2 separate regions of the Homo sapiens genome follow, and region 1 is linked to region 2. Evidence: chromatin loops called from intact Hi-C (ENCODE). Cell type or tissue: GM12878. All regions are shown on one strand.

What was found. A loop is a pair of places that touch in the nucleus more often than their neighbours do. Peaks named below come from ENCODE experiments on the same cell type or tissue, not always from the same donor. Only the 100,000 strongest peaks of a DNase experiment are listed, where the experiment ranks them.
Region 1: a loop joins it to region 2, with 5 times the contacts of the local background. A loop is called at or near these places in 17 of 110 quality-filtered maps.

Annotation. Positions count from the first base shown.
Region 1 is chr17:68,531,429-68,533,928 of GRCh38, forward strand. It overlaps PRKAR1A (protein kinase cAMP-dependent type I regulatory subunit alpha), which reads left to right. Exons shown (of 11, transcript NM_002734.5): 11 at 1-2,003. Among named protein-coding and RNA genes, the nearest start is that of PRKAR1A, 20 kb to the left of the region's middle. In GM12878, no CTCF peak of the experiment used is centred here; no DNase peak of the experiment used is centred here.
Region 2 is chr17:69,234,383-69,236,882 of GRCh38, forward strand. It overlaps PRO1804 (a long non-coding RNA gene), which reads right to left and starts at 630. Exons shown (of 1, transcript NR_130736.1): 1 at 1-630. It also overlaps a transcript of ABCA10 not described here. In GM12878, a CTCF peak has its summit at 1,277 (motif pointing left); a DNase peak (open chromatin) is centred at 1,259; H3K27ac peaks cover 283 bases.

The sequences.
Region 1 (2,500 bases), 700 kb before region 2:
CTAACAGAGAAATAGAGGTGATGCTGCTAAAGGGAGAAATGCCAGGCGGACAAAGTTCAGTGTCGGGAATTTTCCCCGTGACATTCACTGGGGCATGAGATTTTGGAAGAAGTTTTTTACTTTGGTTTAGTCTTTTTTTCCTTCCTTTTTATTCAGCTAGAATTTCTGGTGGGTTGATGGTAGGGTATAATGTGTCTGTGTTGCTTCAAATTGGTCTGAAAGGCTATCCTGCTGAAAGTCCTGCTTTCCTATCTAGCATTTATTTCTCTGGCAAACTTTTCTTTCTTTTCTTTTTTAAAGTAAACTTGTGTATTGAGTCTTAACTGTATTTCAGTATTTTCCAGCCTTATGTGTTACATTATTCCAATGATACCCAACAGTTTATTTTTATTATTTTTTTAAACAAAATTTCACAGTTCTGTAATGTAGGCACTTTTATTTTCATTGTGATTTATATATAAGGTAATGTAGGGTTATATTTGGGAGTGACTGCAAGCATTTTTCCATCTGTGTGCAACTAACTGACTCTGTTATTGATCCCTTCTCCTGCCCTTTCCCAGGTAATTTAAATTGGTCATGGTAGATTTTTTTCATAGATTTGAAAAACTTTTAGGTTGTTACCAAGTATGAAGTATAAATCTGGGGAAGAGGTTTTATTTACATTTTAGGGTGGGTAAGAAAGCCACCTTGTTACAAATTTTTTAATTTCCAAAATAATCTATATTAAATGAGGGTTTCTGATCTGTACTTTGTGTTTAGCTACCTTTTTATATTTAAAAAATTAAAAATGAAAATTACGTTCTTACAAGCTTAAAGCTTGATTTGATCTTTGTTTAAATGCCAAAATGTACTTAAATGAGTTACTTAGAATGCCATAAAATTGCAGTTTCATGTATGTATATAATCATGCTCATGTATATTTAGTTACGTATAATGCTTTCTGAGTGAGTTTTACTCTTAAATCATTTGGTTAAATCATTTGGCTTGCTGTTTACTCCCTTCTGTAGTTTTTAATTAAAAACTTTAAAGATAAGTCTACATTAAACAATGATCACATCTAAAGCTTTATCTTTGTGTAATCTAAGTATATGTGAGAAATCAGAATTGGCATAATTTGTCTTAGTTGATATTCAAGGCTTTAAAAGTCATTATTCCTGGGCTTGGTAAGTGAATTTATGAGATTTACTGCTCTAGAAAGTATAGATGGCCAAAGGACCGTTTTGTATTGCTTCCTGATTACCAGTCTGATTATACCATGTGTGCTAATATACTTTTTTTGTTATAGATTGTCTTAATGGTAGGTCAAGTAATAAAAAGAGATGAAATAATTTAAATTCTTAAATGAATCAGTTTTTCTTCCCTTTCTCCTTTCCGTCTTTCCTCTCTCTGTCCTTCCCCGAAAGTCTACTCGGGTGGGCAAAAATGAAAAGGGGGAAAGTGAATTATGGGATCGGTGTTTTGAAAGAGCAATGTTTATTTTCAGTGCTTTTCAGTTTGTCAAAGAGTGGATCTCAAAATCTTGCTTAAAGGGTAATTGAGATGTAGCAGATTTATTTACTTAGTCATGGAAAGAAAAAAATTCAGTCAAAAGCTAAAGATTTCCTTTTGATTGAAGACAGATTGGTTCTGTGGCCTTGGAACTTTCCCAGACTTAATGGGGAAACATCATTTCTAGATTAGCATACTCTTTGGTTTAAATTTAATATATACATTTAATGTTACTTAGGGATACTTTTATATTTTGCATATATAAAGCCTCATATATAAAGCCTTATTTCTGATGCTCTTAGATTTCTGAGGAGTGAGATGATTAAGTTGTATTCATTAGTGTATTGGTATTTCTTCACATCCAGTGAAATTGGAGATATGTTGTATGTTAGAAGAGCATTCTTTAAATTGTGTTGCTTTGAACATGTGTACCTTTTCTAGATTCAGTAATCCCTTCCCCCCGTCCTCTGGAGTATGAAACCTTTAGAGTCACAATAAAATGTAACTAAAGAAAATTTCTCTGGGTTGACAGTCCTGGTTATAGTTGAATTCTCTCTAAACAGTGGCCCAAGTAGACTCTTTTTTTTGTTTCTTTTATTTTTTAATGATTTAAATATTGACATTTAAAAATTGAAGTAGCATGTCAGTTTTCTTCATACTACTTTATCTCTAACCACAAATAATAGCTGAACCTTTTGTACTTATGTTAGGCCCTGGCAGTGTATGTTTAGATGGGCTAAGACAACATCAAGAAGCAATGGCTAGATAACCATTTAATTTGTCCCCAAAGGTACGTTTTTATCTGTCTATTTGTCTATTTATCGATCTGTCTATCTAAGATGGTCTCACTCTGTCACCCAGGCTAGAGTGAAGTGGCATGATCACTGCAGCCTCTCTGCTTCCCAGATTCAAGTGATTCTTGTACCTCAGCCTCTGGAATAGCTGGGACTACAGATGTGTGCCATCACACCCAGCTAGTTTTTTGTATTTTTAGTAGAGGTGGGGTTTTGCC
Region 2 (2,500 bases):
TGTACATGATTCTTTCTGGACTCCTTGGCAGATGGTTTTGGTTGTAGGCTCAAGACCAAATGAGTTTTTAGCCAAGCTCCTTGGGGAATGGAACCATTTCCAGGCTTGAACCCAGAAGCAAAATCAGCAGATCAGCCACTAGGGTGCTAGTCTGCACTCTCAAAACAACCTCTAGGTCTTGGGATCCACTGGGGTTTCACAATCTTATACCTGAATCCTGAGGCTCCTGCACAGAGACTTTGGTCTGTGGTGGTGCAGAATTATTGTTGTTATGGGGGGTGGCGGGTAATGAGTGGGTTACCTTCTATTATGTCATCTTGCTGGCATCACTCTCCCCAGTTAATTTTGATGCTGCTGGTCAATGAATTTTTTGCTCTACAAAATTTGCATAGAGCAATGAAACAATGGCGTTCACAGAGTAAACCTTCAATTAATCTTAATTACCATTTTTAATGCTTAGTTCTTATACGTCAAGTCTCTTCTAACAATTGGAATTGTTTTACTTCTTAAATATTCCAAATAAAATGCCACTTGTTTTTTGCTCATCTTGATGCTTTCTCCCAGTGGGAATTATCAATTAAATTCTTAAGTAATGATTTGTTTAAGGAAAAAAATTAACTAATTTTTCTGAAGGATGTGACTATCACTGGTTTTCCCTTTTGAAGCAAAAGAAATGAGAAGTAAAAAATTAGATTTGAGACTATGGTTACATCTTTATTTAAAAAGACGATAAACAACACCATTTCTGGAGGTTTCCTTTAACCATCTCTGCCCATCTCCCTCCAAGTTATCCCAGTTATCAATAAAATTTACTTTCAATATTAGAGATAACTAGATTCTGTGCCATTTGGAGAGTGCCTGAAACGTTTCCTATTTTGTGGCTCCTCAAAGAGACCAAAGGAGGGATTTATAACCGGTGATTACAATCTAACTTCAGGTTCTTGTCCTGTCCTATCTAAGAACCATTCCTGTCCTTTTCAACCTCTAGCTGTTCTGCCTTCTTTAAGTTTGTTGAATGGCTAGGAGTATCCTCTGGCTCACCCCTCTTACTTTGTTCTAACCTCTTGAACTCTATTACTGCCTCACCATTTCTCAAATGAACTAGCACTTGGGTGACTCTGGCTCAGAAGAGTTCTGCTCTGGCTTCTTAGTTCATTCAGTTCTGGCTTCTTAGACTGCCTTGCTGTCACTGCCACTACTCAAGCGGCCTTACCCCACCCCTTTCTGGGACCAGAAAGGTATCCCTTTGGCACAAGCCTCTGCTGCCATCTGGTGGTCAGAGTTTCACTCTTTTTCTGTCCCATTTCTACTAGGCACCCACCCACACCTTGCATTGTGCTGCTTCCACCTGGCAGGATTAGAAACTGTATCTCTCATGGTTACTGAGATTTAAAAAAAAGAAAACAAAAAAAACAAAAACAAAACCTTAATTTTAAAGTTAGAGATGCAATACTTTTAAATAATCTTGACACTGTCACATTTCAGTGTAAAATTCATTGTCCCCCAGCACAGTTACAACTCTGAATTTAAATTGTACATTGTAAATTCTTTTGAGCTTTAACTAGGCAAAAGAAAACTTCCAGTGGCTTTCTATACAATTCAGTTCTCAACTTTTGTCTCAGTTGTCTGCTGTATAGGTTTTGTATCCTCAGCTGCATGGGAATAACCATGAGGACAAAGATAAGATCCTGGGTTTGCATCTTACAATACCTATATATATATGGCCAAGTCAAATAGTAGTAGGATTTTTTGAAAAGATTCTTTCTTTGAACTTCAAAATGTAAGCAAAGCTATTCAAACTTGTGGATCGGCCACACTGTCTTTATAAACAGTTTATTTTTATCCAGGGCACCTACTTCTAATATTTATAATGCAGGCTTGTAAATCCCCCCTGCCCAAAGTGAGTAGTCCCAAATTGGGAACCCCATTGAGAAATGACTTAAGAATAGCAAATAAGTAACTTCACATGTAAGAAGATAGTTCACATAATATTCAAAGACAACCTAAGATTAACTGAAAACAGCACTGAAAGAAGACATGCATTCAAATATGCACAAAGACCTTGAGAATAAGTCTGCAGACAGAGTCTATGAAACTGATAGAATGTATTTATTACAAGATTAGAATCGAAATTTTCTCCCTACTACCTCAATCTGAGTGAACCAGAATCAAGAATCTACCTCCTTTCAGCACTGAGTATGAAACATTACTTGTGTATGGAAAAACTACAGAAAATAATTAAAACAAACTTTTCCACTGACGCCTTTGGATAAATGAATCAATTTTCAACCCAAATCAATGCATTAAATCAGTATTTTCAAATGGGAGTAATTTTGTCTTCCTCCCCCTACCCCCACCCCAACCCTCCCTCAGGAAATATTTGGCAAAGTGTGGAGACATTTTTGGTCTTGGGAGAGTGTGCTACTGGCATCTGGTGGGAAGAGGCTAAGAATGTTACAAATACCCTGTAACACACAGGACAGTCTCTCACAACGAAAAA